2 separate regions of the Homo sapiens genome follow, and region 2 is linked to region 1. The links are chromatin loops, found by intact Hi-C in ENCODE. Cell type or tissue: heart left ventricle. All regions are shown on one strand.

Evidence for each region. Hi-C counts contacts between places; a loop is a spot of excess contacts. Peaks named below come from ENCODE experiments on the same cell type or tissue, not always from the same donor. Only the 100,000 strongest peaks of a DNase experiment are listed, where the experiment ranks them.
Region 2: a loop joins it to region 1, with 2.5 times the contacts of the local background. A loop is called at or near these places in 24 of 110 quality-filtered maps.

Annotation. Positions count from the first base shown.
Region 1 is chr17:66,162,158-66,170,157 of GRCh38, forward strand. All of the region lies in intron 4 of CEP112 (centrosomal protein 112), which reads right to left. Among named protein-coding and RNA genes, the nearest start is that of CEP112, 26 kb to the right of the region's middle. In heart left ventricle, a CTCF peak has its summit at 3,579 (motif pointing left); no DNase peak of the experiment used is centred here.
Region 2 is chr17:65,541,892-65,549,891 of GRCh38, forward strand. AXIN2 (axin 2) reads right to left here. Exons shown (of 11, transcript NM_004655.4): 3 at 7,629-7,769. Among named protein-coding and RNA genes, the nearest start is that of AXIN2, 16 kb to the right of the region's middle. RefSeq lists a silencer at 766-966. In heart left ventricle, no CTCF peak of the experiment used is centred here; a DNase peak (open chromatin) is centred at 4,525; H3K27ac peaks cover 4,432 bases.

The DNA of each region.
Region 1 (8,000 bases):
CTTAAAAAAGATCAAAGACTCAACCAGAAACTTCACATAAGAGGATATCCAAATCATCGATAAACATTAAAAAAGATCTTGATATCATTAGTCATGAAGGAAAATGCAAATTCAAACTATACATCTGCCATACCAGAATTGCTAAAATTATTAAAAACTTACAAACCGAGTTTCAGCAAGGATGGAGAGCCATGGGAACTTTCAATCTTGCTAGTGGAAATGTAAACTGGTACAGCCACTTTGAGAAATTTTATCAGCAGTGCCTACTATGATTACACTTCTAAGTCAACACTCAAAAAAATGTGTATACTTGTGTACTAAGAGACATGTAAAAGAGTATTCACAGTAGAATCACTTGTAATGTCAAAAACCAAAAGTCCAACCATGGTACAATGGATATATAAATTGTGATATATTCATACAATAATTTTAAAAATCCATTGCTAAATGCAACAACATGGATCAATCTCACAACATAATGTTGAGCAAAAGAAGACAGAAACAAAAGGGAACACGCTTTATGAATCAAAAACAATGAAAACGAATCTATGGTAACATAATACAGAATAGTGGTTCCTTCTTCAAGAGGTGATAAATGACTGGGAGAGAGCAAGAAAGAGTTTCTGGGGAGGTAGCTATATTCTCTATCTTGACCTGGAAAGAGATTTCACAGATATATACATTTTGTAAAACTTCATCAAGCTTTACACTTTGATGTGTCTTGTTGTATGTGTGTTGTATTTTGATTTTAACATTTTACCAAAAGACAAAGAATGAACTATAGCTATATTTATTAACATGGATAAATCTGAAAAATATGATGAGTTAAAGGAGCAAGTCTCAAAATAATATATACAGTATGATTCCACTTACATGAAATTCAAAATAGAGAGGTAAATAACTGATTAACACAAAATACAGGACAGTAATTTCCTCTCAAGCAAAGGGAAGAGGCAATCGGAGAAGGGTACCCAGCGGTCTTCTGGAGAACTGTAATATACTATTTATTGGCTAGGTTGAAAGTATAGAAATGCTTATCTTCTAGTGGCTCTTTAAAGTGTACCTATGCACTGTACATGTTTTTTGCATGCATGCTATGTTTCACAGCTGTAAAATATTTTAAGAGTAATACAACTACTGAATTACAAATTATCAGAAAACCAAAATGAGAACTTCTGATTTTCTGTCTTTTCATTTATCTGAGCAGCAGGTAATATTGTTATATACCATCTGCAGAACAGTCTTCTTTGGGTATATTACTAAATATACTTATGAAACATAAAAATAAATAACAATTAATAATCCAGTAAAGTATCAAATAATGCTGAAAATTAAAAAATGAAAATAACTTCCAAAAATCCACAACATACTTATTTTAATTTTTCAAAAAGAACTTTATTAGAAAGAAAAAGAAAACTAAATGAAAAAAAATGAGATGCTTAACAAAACTAGAAAAAGGTGAGCACAGATCCATAAACACTTTAAGACTTCGTATTTCCAACTACTTACTTTAAAATGGCACACTTGATTTTAAAACTTAAAAATAAAAACAAATTTAAAAATCGTACATTTAAATCATTGTTTATTAATATATCTCTGACTTAGAACACTCAATATTTAAATTTCATTAAAATTAAATGTTAAAATATAAGCTGTTATCCATTTTTGTTTATTAAAAAGGACAACCCAAACTGTTCAATATTACCTGACAAACAGAAACTTGTGAAATTAAAAGATGTCATTACAAAGCCTCACTCATTAAAAGAAAGAAAAAGAGAAATGTGACTAAATTGTCAGAAAGCTGACTTACTGGGGGAGAAAAAAGCCTAAATGGCCCAAGGACCATTATTTTCAAAGCTGCTCCATCCCAGTTACAAATAGTTGCCACTTGGCCTCATCTTAGTAAATACCTAAGAGTGACATTTAATTAGCACATTAATGTTGAAAATTAATGAGTAGCTAAGAGGTTTTATATGTGTGAAATGTTGTATTTTATTGTGTACTCTAACAAGCAGTTTTCACTTCTCATTTATGTAGCAGTCCTATTTCTAGAGTACAAGGTTAAGTGTCTATCAGCAAGTGTCCATTGTATAAAAGATTGTCAAATTAGTCAGATTTGGCCAGGCACAGTGGCTCACGCCTGTAATCCCAGCACTTTGGGAGGCCAAGGCGGGAGGACCATTTGAGGTCAAGAGTTGGAGCCCACCCTGGCCAACATAGCAAGACCCCGTCTCTACCAAAAATACAAAAATTAGCCAGGCGTGGTGGCGGGCACCTGTAATCCCAGCTACTCGGGAGGCTGGGGCAGGAGAATCACTGAACCCAGGAGGCAGAGGTTGCAGTGAGGGGAGATCGCGCCACTGCACTCCAGCCTGGGCGACAGTGCGAAACTCTATCTCAAAAAAAAAAAAAAAAAAATGGCCAGCATGGTAGCTCATGCCTGTAATCCCAGCACTTTGGGAGGCCGAGGCATATGGATCACAACGTCAGGCATTCAAGACCAGCCTGGCCAAGATGGTAAAGCCCCGTCTCTACTAAAAATACAAAAATTAGTTGGGCGTGGTGGCAGGCGCCCGTAATCCCAGCTATTCAGGAGGCTGAGGCAGAGAATTGCTTGAACACAGAAGGCAGAGGTTGTGGTGAGCCGAGATCGTGCCATTGCACTCCAGCCTGGGCAACAAAGTGAAACTCCATCTCAAAAAAAATATATATATATATACACACATATATGTGTGTGTGTGTGTGTGTGTGTGTGTGTGTGTGTATATTTATTTATAAACAGTTTCTTTTTTGTTAGTAGGAGCTCCTCTGACAGCAGAAATTGACCAAGAGCAACTAGATGTTGATCATGGGTGATCATCACCAAAAAAGGGAGCTGCCCGTGAAATGCAAGTAAGCACAGAAGAAAGGTCTCCCATGTGGCAGAGCCAGTTTCTATGCACCAGCACCCAAGCCCTAGTCCCCATTCCTACCCCACATCCCCACCGAGACAGAGAACAGGCCACCAGCTCTCCATCTGGTCAGTCAGGTTTTGCAATGGCCAAGCAGAAGATTCGGATCTGGTACTGTTCTGCCCAACACAGTAGCCCCTAATCACATGTGGCTATTTAAGTTAATTAAAATTAGAAATTCAGTTTTTCAATCACACCAGCCACATTTCAAGTGTTCAATAGTCACGTTTACTGGTGGCGACTGTATTGGACAGTGCCGCCTATAGAACATTACCATCAGAAAGTTCTATTGAACAGTACTGCTGTAGAACACATATCTGCCCAAACATCAGGGTTATTCACAAATAAAATGAATGTACTTTTGGCAGGTAATATTTAAGAAGGTTTTACTAAGAAGGAAAGGTATTGATTGGCTCCTTGCTAAATTATCCAACAATTTCAGGAGGAGCAATTTATAATGTTATATAGTATCATTTACATATAAAAGTGGAGTTTAACAAAGTAAAAAGATTCTTTTGCATGCCCAGACTAAAAAATTAAATCAATATTTTTAAAGTGAAAAATGTTTGCTCACATAGATTAACTTCTTCAACCACAAGTGGGTTTTCATTATACTTGATCACCATCTGCTGGCCATGTTATTAAACTGCACACACAAATGAAATGCTAGCTATATTGGGGTAAGACATACAGAATCCCAGCTTTTTGCCACAATGCATTCCTGGAAAACCATATCATAAAGAGGATCATTATAAAGCAAGTCACATTTTCCATAAGGGCAGGACCATAATTAGAATCTTCATTCCAAACTAAAATCTAGCATCAAATAACCCATGGCAAAATCTCATTAAAGCAAAGATGTAAAAACTATAGTCCTCTATAATTATTTAAAATAGGATAATTATTCTCCAAGTTCTTTCTTACAGGTATGAACACATGTATTATTTAGATGACCCAACATGAGTTAAAAGATAAATATAATTTATATAAAATTAGCCTAAATCTGATATGGTAAAAATAGTAGGTAGTTAATAATAATTATTTGCACTCTCCTAGAAATCCTAAGCAATCTGGTGTAGGCTCCTAATAAAATGGCACCTAATTAAATGCCTTCTTTTTCATCAATAAATTCCTCTCAAATAAGCAGAAGCAACGTGTTTCTTCCATTGTAAAGCAGTGTTTAAAGGTCAGGGTTTATTTAACATTACTCCTCTTCACCCTACCCTAACTTTTAATCAAAGTTTTCAGTAAAAATAATAAGTGCTATTAAATCATTTTTTTACATCTTTCCCTATCCCAGAACCTCACTGCACTTTGGTGATAAGCTACCAGACCACGTATACTTCACTGAAAAGACATAAAATTACTACAAGCCATTAACAAGAAGCTTCAAAACATTTTTCACAGAATTGTAAAGCAAGAATACAACCTATTACTTTTGTGTTCTTTGAGATAAAGCATGAAGAATATATAGATGATGTGAACTAAAATCAAAATATTAGTTACCAGCCGAGCACGGTGGCTCACACCTGTAATCCCAGCACTTTGGGAGGCCGAGGGAGGGGGATCACCTGAGGTCAGGAGTTCGAGACCAGCCTGGCCAGCACGATGAAACCTCGTGTCTACTAAAAATAAAAATAAAAAAATTAGCCAGGCGTGGTGGCACACGCCTGTAATCCCAGCTACTCAGGAGGCTGAGGCAGAAGAATCGCTTGAACCCGGGAGGCAGAGGTTGCAGTGAGCCGAGATCGTGCCACTGCACTCCAGCCTGGGTGACAGAGCAAGACTCCATCTCAAAAAAAAAAAAAAAAAAACACACAGTTACTTAGGCAGCTTCAAATATATGGCGTGAAAAAATGTAAACAATGAGGCCAGCCACTGTGTGTTCCTTCTATCCTTGAAAAAGAGGCCTATTACATTGTTTAAAGATTCCTATAAAGCCTCTTTTAAAATAGAATTACCATTCTTTATTTTGATATTGTGCAGGATTCATACTTACAATCATAACCTTTCTGCAGAGTCATAATTTATTTTTCTCAGGGAATACAAAATGACTTTTAGTAACTGAAAATAATTAATGACCAACAGACTTTAAGATAATACCCTTTGGGAGGATTAGTAATTAGGGAAGCAAAAGCATGGTCAAACAATCTAACAAGCAAGGCCCTGATGAACTATTACAATAATGATCACCATACCAGTGATGATGGTGGTAGCCGCAGCTAACACTTAACAGGCCCTCTGTCAAGGGCTCTACACGTCTTATTTCACTTTGTCCTTACAACTCCATTTGCAAATGGAGATAGTGGTAGTACTAACCCCGAAGTTAGTACTACCACTATCTCCATTTACGAGTGATGAAACTGGGGTTTAGAGAAATTAAGTAACTTGCCTGAGGACAGATGGTTGCCAAGTGTCAGAAGTGGAATGTGAACAAAGGCAAACTGCTTTCTTTCAGCTCAACCTAGAAATAACCAAAAACAAAGGTATAGCTGCCCAGGATTGCTGACGCAGCACAAGTGGAAAAAAACAGATAAAACTGAAATTTCCATATTTGCTGCATAAAGTACTTATGCCTATATGATACACTAGAAAGAACATGGGTGTGAAATCATAAGGCCCTGCATTCCAATATTGGATCCATCACTGGAAAAGTCACTGGACTTTCCTGAAGCTGTTATCTTGTCTATAAATACAAAAGGGCAATGATGTCAGCCTCACTGGACTATAGAGAGGATTCAATCTGATGACTTGGAAAAGATTTCTAGAACAGTACCTAGCATGCAGTAGGAGATCCATAAATGGTATGACTTGCCTCACTTGGCCTCTGCTTTCACAAATTAGAAATACAAGTGGAATCCACAAACATTTATTTACTAGAAAATTTTTTATTTTTATGTTTAAATGTATATATATCTGTTATACAAATTTATTAATTTGCAATGTGTATGCACAAACATTTTAACAAGATGATATTTCAGAAGGCAACTGAACAGTATCTATCAAAATAAGAGTGTGATTATTAGAAATACCATAGACACATTTTTTTTACAAGAACGTTTTTAAATGTACACTCCAAACTAGTCCAAATCCCTAAAGCTAACCACCTTTAACAGTTTCATGTGTGGTACCCAGAAAGATTCCCTGCACACGAACACATATGTATCCACAGAGCCTCTAAAACACATATACACAAACACAAACGGAAGCTTCCTATACTTTATGTACTTCTTTTTAACTTTATCCTATTAGATCTTGCCATAATAACCTATATATATGTGTGTGTATATATATGTGTATATGTGTGTGTGTGTGTATATATATGTATATATATGTGTGTGTATATATGTATATGTGTGTGTATATATGTATATATGTGTGTGTGTATATATATGTATATATGTGTGTGTATATATATGTATATATGTGTGTGTGTGTGTATATATATATATATTTTTAACCATTGCACAAGATGTTGAACCAACTAATAACTCCACCAACAAAGCAATTTCTCACCTAGGAGTCCATAATAGCCCAAAACAGATGCAGGCATATAATAATCCTTCTTGATATTCTAACTGATAATTTGGCATCTTGAAATCATGGACCAAACTAACAGCCAAAGTTGTCCACATCCTTACCATTCCTGTCTTTTTGTGGGCACTTGGAAATTATATTACAAACCCTCCAACTACAAACCCCAACATCGGTATTTCACTTTCTGTCCAATAGGGAACATCCCACCACTATATAAAAAGGCTCTCACCCATGCTTCTCCTTGCTACTTCTGCCTCCTGACCAACCCTTGTGCTTCTCCACATGGCCTGCATGGTGTGGCATGCCTCCCTCCTCTTGGAAACTGTGAGAAATAAACTCTTCTTTCAAAGGCAACTTGTCTCTATGTCTGTCATCGTATAATGTCTGATTAAAACAAACCCTGGGTGCATTTTTAAATAAGGTGCCTGATGATGGATTACTAGGATGTAAACTCAGGCATTCTTTATAACAATAAAAAATTAAAAGCAGAAGAGACAGATTAAATTATAGTATATCCACATTATGGATTATCTGTAATTTAGAAGTCCACATGATACAGGTTTAAGACATAGCTGAGTAAAAAAAAGAGCAAGTCTCAGAACAGTATGTACATTATGAGCCAATTTTTAATTTCTTCTTTTTTTTTTTTTTTTTTTGAGACAGAGTCTCACTCTGTCACCCAGGCTGGAATGCAGTGGTGCAATCTCAGCTCACTACATCCTCTGGCTCCTGGGTTCAAGCGATTCTCCTGCCTCGGCCTCCCGAGTAGCTGGGACTACAGGCACCCACCACCATGCCCAGCTAATTTTTTTGTATTTTTAGTAGAGACGGGGTTTCACCATATTGGCCAAGCTGGTATCGAACTCCTGACCTTGTGATCCGCCCGCCCTGGCCTCCCAAAGAGCTGGGATTACAGGCATAAGCCACCGCACCCGGCCTGTAATTTCTTAATTATATAGGTGTGGATGTCTATTGTAAAATGATATGCACAAAATTGTTAATGGTGATTACCACTCCAAAGTGGGATAAAGAGGACACAGAAGGATTGTGACTTTTTACTCTAAATATTTCTATATTGAGGTTTTTATAAACATGTATTATATATATAGATTGCATACTTTTCCAAAATGAGGATAAAGACTGTACTAGTCATCTATTGCTTTATAACAAATTATTACAAATTTAACAGCTTTAAACAACACACATAAATGTTCTCATGTTTCTGCAGGTCAGAAGTCCAGGCACAGCTGAACTGGGTCTTCTGTTTAGGGCCACAAAAGGCTGCAATCATGATTGGACCAGACCTGGGTTCTCATCTAGAGGCTCAACTAGGGAAGGATTCACTTCCCGACTTGTGTGGATGTCAGCAGCATTCCGTTCCTTATGGCTATCTGATTCATGTATGATTTGTGGCAGCTGCATTTTCCAAAACCAGCAAACGGAATGACAGCAAGTCTACTGGCAAGATGAAGTAATGTAATCCTGGGAATAATATCCCATTACCATTGCCAT
Region 2 (8,000 bases), 620 kb before region 1:
TTTACAGGTGCCCTAAGTAGGAGATTCTCAGGCCCCACTGGTCCTCCCACTTGTTCCCACTGCTTCAAACCAGGAACCAGTGCCTTATGGATAGGGCCAGGGCAGAAAGTTGTAGGGATAAGAACCAAACCTACAGAGGGCTAAATCAGGCATTAGTGAAGCATGCATAACTCTCCAAGTCAACCTCCTAGTCATTTCCAAATGTATTTCTTTTTATAAACCAGTACAGCGTGATTAATAAAAAGAATATATAACATTTAGGCCCCTTCTCTCAGCTCCAAACCCTACCACCCCCAACCAATGAATTTTCAAAGACACATGACCAATGTGGGCATGAAGAGAAAAGCCCCTACTATGTGGTGGTCTGTGCAATCCATTTAAAGATTAGCACCTACTATGTGCCAGATCTTCTCCTAGGCACTAGGCAAGAGAGCAGTAGACAAAGTGGATACATAATTCAAACAACTGCCCTCTTGAAGTTTACATTCTAATGGGGAGGCACAGGCAATGAACAAAATAAAAAATAGTATGTTAGTGATATGTACTATGAATAAATACACAGCAGGAAAAGGAGAATCACTGGTGAGTGGGTAAGCTGCAAATTTAAATTGGATGTGGGTGTCAAGTCCTCATTGAGAAAGGGACCTTTGGGCAAAGACCTGAAGAAGTATGGGCCCCTATCCATTATATTTTTAAAAACAAAACATTAACAAGTAGAAGAATTTTTAAAAAGCTGCCACTCCAGCTAGTGTTCACTACAACTATGACCTAGAGTTGCCATGATTTTTTCCAGAAAGAATTTCCTTCTTAAAAGCAGAATGGTCAAGGTGTGACTATTTTCCCATTGATGTCCCTTCAGGAGGCCACTTATTTACAAAAGCCTCAGGGTGCAAACATTTTCATAATGAATCATACTTGGAGGCTGTAAATATTGAAATTGGGTGTTTGGCTACTTCCCTTTCCCCAATGTCTGGTTCATCATAGGGTGGAAGAAAAATAGGATAATTAGCAATGTCTAAAAATACCCAGGGGGCAAGCCAGGAGTAACTAGTCAACCTCTAGCTCCTTATCTGAAATGCCCTAGAATTCTAAATAGCTGCATTTTCAGGAAGTCTACTGACCTAGGTCAGAAAACAGGAACACAAGGGACAATGAAGATTCCAATAGATCAACAAACCAATGTATGTTAACCAAACCCTGGCTAAGGAGTGCATAAACGATAATTGCACTGAGGTGAGTAGGGAAGGGAGAGAAGAGAGATCAGTATCCAGAGCAACAACTTACCCCCAAGTGTGAGTACTGCCCCAAAGAAAGGTAAGTATGGAGCAGAGACAGAGCACTGTGGGAAGGATTCGCAGCAGCTGGCTGACCAGTGCTGGAGAAACACGTCTTCTACTCATGACTGAGAAACAGCCTCCTACTCATGAGGCTCGGCACCTGACCAAGCCCACCTAAAGATTATTTATCAAAACTCTGTGTCTTCACCTTGGGTAGCTGAAAACGGGACTTATAAGCATGCCTGGCTTGACCAGAAACCAAATCGCACCCAAGGCAACTGATGCCAACCTGAGAATGCCAGCTCATAGATACCGAGTCCCTACTGTACGTCAGACATTGGACCTATAATCAGACTTCATTCTCATAAGAACCTTAATGAGCCACATTTTACAGATGACCAGAAATGCTCAATAGCTCACCTAGTGTTACAGTCAGTAGCAGATTGACAACTCATACCCAAGCCACTGCTGGACTCCAGAACAGGCATCTGTAACAACCTACACTTGGTCATTTCAATAAGATGCCCTTCCCAGCCCCAATCAGCAGTCAAGCTTCCTGATGGTCTTAATGTGGAGATGCCATTTCCTAAGCCCCACGCAGTCACCTGACATTGATAAGGCATGAGGGGGAAATTTGTGGAATTTTCTGGGAAGTCCTCCCCAACCACCTAGTACTCACTAGCTATGGGGCTCGCCAGGTGGTTCCCAAGCCATGCTGAATATCCCCATCTCTCACCTAAGATACCTTGTATGGTAGGGGTGGCGGTATCCCACAGATTGGGCTCATGCTGGTCTAACCAAATTCTGCTGCCCTAGGGCTGTAAGACAATGTCTATCCTCCATCTCTCTTCTAGGGACTTAGACAGTGGATGACTCTGCTTCAGCCCTGTTCCTGACAGTCTTGGGGGCAGGAGTCAAGCACTCCATGGACCCCACCATGACACAAGTGACATAAGGCTTCAAGAGTCCTAGAAGAGTCCCCCGTCCACCCCCTCCAAGACTCTTGACATTTCCACTGGTAGCTTTCACTCTTCCTTCTCCCAGATGAAAGTCAGTGGTAGAGCTTTTATGCCTCTTTTTCTTCTTCCATATAATAAGGTTAAAAAAAAAAAACAGGATGGGGGTAGGGATGGGGAGGGGAGTAGATAACTGCAATATTGAAGGCAAAAGGAACAAATGATTTCATAAGCACCTCATACCCCGCCCCCCATCCCCCACCACCACCACCACACACACTCCATTACCCAGGGCAGGTGAAGGACTAAACTGCTGGAAAGGCAACTTGTAACCAGAGCAGAAAAGGAAGATGTCAGCCTGTAGAGGCTCAGAAAGGCTTAACAGGCACCTTCAAGGAAATGTGGCTTTAATTCCCTCCAGCCAAGAATCTTCTTCCAAAACAGCCCCTCATTCCAAAAGGGGGCCTCTCTTCTTTTATTCAAGCTCTAAAAGTCTGTGATCAGTTTCCTGGCTGCTCAAGCCTGTGGGCTGGAGAGCACCAGAGTTGTGGTCCCTATACGGTCTCCTTTAATTATAAACATTTTAGTTAACGAGCCTGCTGCCGGGCCCAGCTGTTTCTGGGGAGCATGGTTTTGAAGTGTGGACTCCACTTAGCTGCCATTTGAGCCGAGCCAATTAGCTTAGCCTTTTGACTCCACCGTGCCCGACCTAACCTGAATGTCATTTTCTGGCGACTTTGAAATAGCAGACTCATGCACACATGCGTCCACTCGCATCTTCATTTGGCAACCACTCTGAAGGCAGCCTCTGATCACAGCCAACATCAAAAGCCTGGTTTGTAGGAAAAGGTTAGTATTTGAAGTTCACTCAGATGCATTTCCTGGTGTCCAAAGTAAACCCCCATAAATAAGATATAAAGAAATACAAATAAATAACTCGCGACATTCCCTGTGTGAAACACCAAAAAATCATCTTGTGCTGATTTGGGGACACTCAGAGCTGAAGCAACATACAAACGTAGCTGATCCTGATTACAAGAGCAACTCCTAGCAGAAAGAAGAGACAAAGGCCTCCACACCACTGACTTAGCTTTCATGATTCCTGGCAACATCTAACCATGGCTACACTTGGGCGGCAAAGAGTCTGCTGCTTCTGACATTTTCACCCTCTTTACTCCATCCTTCTAAGCCTGATGCCCTGGAATGGCCCACAAGCCTTCTGCCTCCAGTGCTGCAAGGATTTTGGTGGGAGTCTGGCAGTTAACGTTAAAAAAATTTTTTTTGGCAGGTTGTGGTGGCTCACGCCTGTAATCCCACCACTTTAGGAGGCCGAGGTGGGTGGGTCACGAAGTCAAGAGATCGAGACCATCCTGGCCAACATGGTGAAGCCCCGTCTCAACTAAAAATAGAAAAATTAGCTGGGCGTGGTGGTGCACGCCTGTAGTCCCAGCTACCCAGGAGGCGGAGGTTCCAGTGAGCCAAGATCGCGCCACTGCACTCCAGCCTGGCAACAGAGTGAGACTCTGTCTCAAAAAAAAATTAAGCCATTTCTTCCGAGAATGCAGGTTTCAGAGTAACAGGCTCATAAAACAGCCTTCTCAGAGGCCCAAATGCCCAGCCATCTTTAACAGGACTTTTTACTTAGCAGGAAAACAGAAGTCAGCAGTAGGCTTTGGGAGAAGGCAATGATTTCTTTAAAGCCCCTGCCTGCTCTGCACACTCAGGCCCCGGCATGTGGCTCCCTGGAATAACCAACCAAGTGCAGGCCAGCACTGCCCCAACTTCTACCCAGGCCTCTTGCAAAGGCCCCCAGGACTTAATTGGTTCTGTCGCAAATGAGACGATTGCTTTCCTGGGTTTGTGTCTAATGAACTCCAACCTTCTGGAGTCTATTGAAGGCTGCCTGTGACCCCCTCTCTCCCTCTCCCCCCCTCCCCAGCCCTGTTCCCTCCCCAGCTCCCAGCAGGGCAGCCAGCCCCCCTCCCCAGCCCCTCACAGCCCGCACTGGCCATTGTGACGGGAGAAACAGCCAGGGCTCTTTTCATGCTTTATGGGGCGCTCCTATTCACTTGTTCAAGGAAATTTCAAAGGGGCCTGCTACCCTCTTATCCCCTCTAAGCTTCCCGGGATGAACAATGGGCTGAAAGCGATTCAGTTCAGCTTTTCATCCCCCACACACTTTATTTCTCGCCCGGCGCTCTCATCTGCACGAGGCCTACAATTGGCAGAGTTCTGAAGAGGAGGTCTGATCCCAGCCCTGGGAATCCCGGGTGACCGCCCGGTGCTGGGCAGGATCACACACACCCAGGGCCAGTCGGCCAGAGAACACATTGCATCGCCAAGTCTGCTTGCAGCAGAGTGGGGAGGGCCCCAGAGACCCCCATGCCTGGCACCCAATGGCAGCTTGAGTCAGTGCCAACAAGTCTGGAGACCCTTCTGATGTTTTCTAGTGAGCCCCACTAGAGGCAGCATGAGACAATGCCCAAGAGACAGTGACCCCACATGGATGCCAAATGCACTCCTAATTAGTATAAATGCCCAGGTGGGCACAACTGTGACAGTTAATCTGATAACCTGCGCACTTGATTGGGAGAGGGCACAGAGCCACTCAACACCACCAGGACGAACAGAGCCAACACCATGAGCCCACGGGTCTCTAGGCCTTGCAGCACTTCCTCCTGGCTTCCTGGTTTATTCACTATCCATCCAAGGCAGCTTTGCCACAGGATAGGCTTATTAATACTCACAGGTTCTGCCACCAGGAACCCAAAGGTATCTACTGTGCCCCAAAGAGAAAGCCGCTACATGAGGGACTTGACCTGTTCTGTCTCTGTATCCAAGTGGACCTCACTGAACTACACACTAACCCTTGCCACCTAGAATAGGGACTGGCAAAGGTAACCTTTCTGATCCCTGAAAAGTGGCTCCCCCATGCTTGGAATCCAAAGTGCTTCAGCTAAAGGGGGAAGGGTGAAAGCTTTAAAGTCACCTCTAAATAAAAGAAAGTTTTTCTTCTGGGAAGGGGATAAAAGAAGAGGAAGTAAATGGGGAGGCTGCAGGGGAGAACTTAGAACCTGCTCCCTTCTACCCCTCCCAGAACCAGTCTTTCTAAAAAGCAGTCTTGATTACTAAGAAATATAAATAAAAGAAACCCAAAGTGGCTCAAAGGTCTCATGACCAACCGGTCCTATTCACAGATCTCATGTTGAGAACGCTCATGCCTGGGGGAAGGGCAAAGCGGGCAAAGTACAGGGCCTGTGTCTGGCCTGGACCTGAAGTCTGTCTCAGAGGTGCATGGCTGTGGAAGCACCAGGCCTTATTTCCTCATCTGTAAAGTCCCAAGTATCTGCCTGCCTGCCTTCCTGATTGGGTCTTGGGAGGATCAAACAGAAATAAGTATGGGACTACACCCAAGTTATCTCATCATGAACCCAGAATAACACCTCAATGATGGGGACTGACATGCAGCCAAGGACCAGGAAGCAAGCCAAAAATAGTCTCTAAGAAAACTAAACAGAAGTCTTATCGTCTGACGTAAACTGCATTTGACTTAGGAGATTCACTCAATGCCTTCAATCAATTTCAACTTACTCTTATTTTACACATAATGCTAAGATTCCCACACAATCCACAAAGTAATATATGCTACAGGAGGAATGCTTGCTAGAAGCAAGCACACAGACAGCAAAACACAACAGCAGGGAGAATGAAAAGAGAAAAGAGAAACTTTTCAAAGGGGAAAGGGTCAGATAACCCTATGCACCCTCATTGCCTATGAGAGAAATACCACAACAAAGTACACAAACAGATCTTGATATTATTTGGATAACTGAGAGATAAATTATGCCCTGTCTAATACTATGCAATAATGACAGAGCAAAATGTATTCTAAGAAATATGTCCACCAAAAAATTATCAAAGCACAATTTTTTCAAGTATGGATACCGAAATTTCAGTCAATATGGAAAACTCACTTCTGTGAAACTTCTCATATCTCCATATTGGATGAAAGATGTGTACTTTCCTGTTTCCATATTGGATGAAAGACGTGTACTAATGCCAAAATGCTATTTTTATTAAAATTCAAACTTTCACCTTGAGGATATCTCTCCCTGTACTAACAAGGGAATTTGAGGTAACACAATAAAAGCCACCAGCAAAATAAATAGTAGGTTCCCAAACTCACCTCATCAACTTTCCCTCCAACTGGTCCCATGCCACAGGCCAGGCAACAGGACATTGGCCAGTAAAAACCAGATAGTTTCAAACAAACTGGAATAATAGATGGTCCAGTTTTAGGAAGCTAAAAGGAACAAACTCTAAATAAGTGTGCCAGAACTTACACGGTTCAATGGGTTTGCCTTTCAAAATTGTTCCTTTAGCAGGCGAAATTCTGACTCCAAAACATTGAAAAGCTTTCAAGACCATTTCTGGAACAATGAATCTCAACCGGGTGTTGGGTGAGAAGCCTTTGGGGAATTTTACCCATCCCCTATCCCCAGGCTCCACTCTGGGTCTCCTGAACCAAAACCTCAAAGGACAGCCGGAGACAGGGATACCCAGGCCACAGCTACACATCCCTCCTCATGAGACTCACTGAGGATCACTGCTGTCCATCCACAGAGATTGCCATGACTTGACTTCAAATGACCTAAAATTCAAAATGTTACCTTGACTAAGGGCCTTCTGACCTCATCGGACCACGCCAATGTCTTGGGTTACTTTCAAAAATCAAAGGCTGTCTGCCAAAGATCCAGATCAGACACTACTTTGGAGAGAGCCCCTACTTAGGGTCCTCAGTATCTAACACAGAGTATCTAACACTCCACCCACACTTACTGAATAAACGATGTCCATTTAAAAACAAAACAATGCGGAACATTACACACTGTGGCTCTTTAGAGATTTCTGGCTTTCTCACCCCCACTTGCAATGCCTTTTCCTCCAAAAACAATGAATACCTAAACACAGACCCTTCTAATGCCACCTTGTCTCCCAGCTGTTGGTTCTGCAGACAGGATACCTGGGTTTCTGGACCAGCCAAGCAACTGTTCCCACAGGGACAACCAGATGATGACAACCAGAAGAAGGTTTTTTAAACTCAAGGAATCTATAAATATTCATTCATCCTAATCTTCTACTGTCCTTTAGTTTTTCTTCTGTTACAATATCCTCCCAACTTTCAAAGCTCTAAGCTTTACCCTACCCAGATGACCATGTCATCCTCCTTAATCAGCACCATACCCTTGTCATACTCCCCTCCCACCAAACTGATGTCCATACATGCACAGGTGCGGTCTGCAAAGCCAGCTGAGGATGACAGACGATTCTGGCTAAGTGCTCAGGTGGCATCCACTCCCAAGCAAGCCCACGGAAGGGTGGCCAGGATACTCACACACTGCTGTCCGTCATGGACATGGAATCATCCGTCAGCGCATCACTGGATATCTCACTGTCGTTGGCGCTGGTGGCTGGTGCAAAGACATAGCCAGAACCTATGTGATAAGGATTAACAGGATCGCTCCTCTTGAAGGACCTATGGGCAAAGTACAAAAGTGGTTCAGTCACTGACCCTCACCAGAAACCCAGGTAATCAGGTGACCCCAGGACAACCCAGCACACTATCCCACAATCTGCTCAACGCCAACCTGCTGCCCAGGTCCAGTTGCTCACCTGGGCAGAAAGCAGGGGCCACAAAAGGGAGGCCTCCTGAGCCACCGGTTCACCCTGGGGAAAGCAAGCTGGTTCCTCTGCCCCCAGTGGTGGG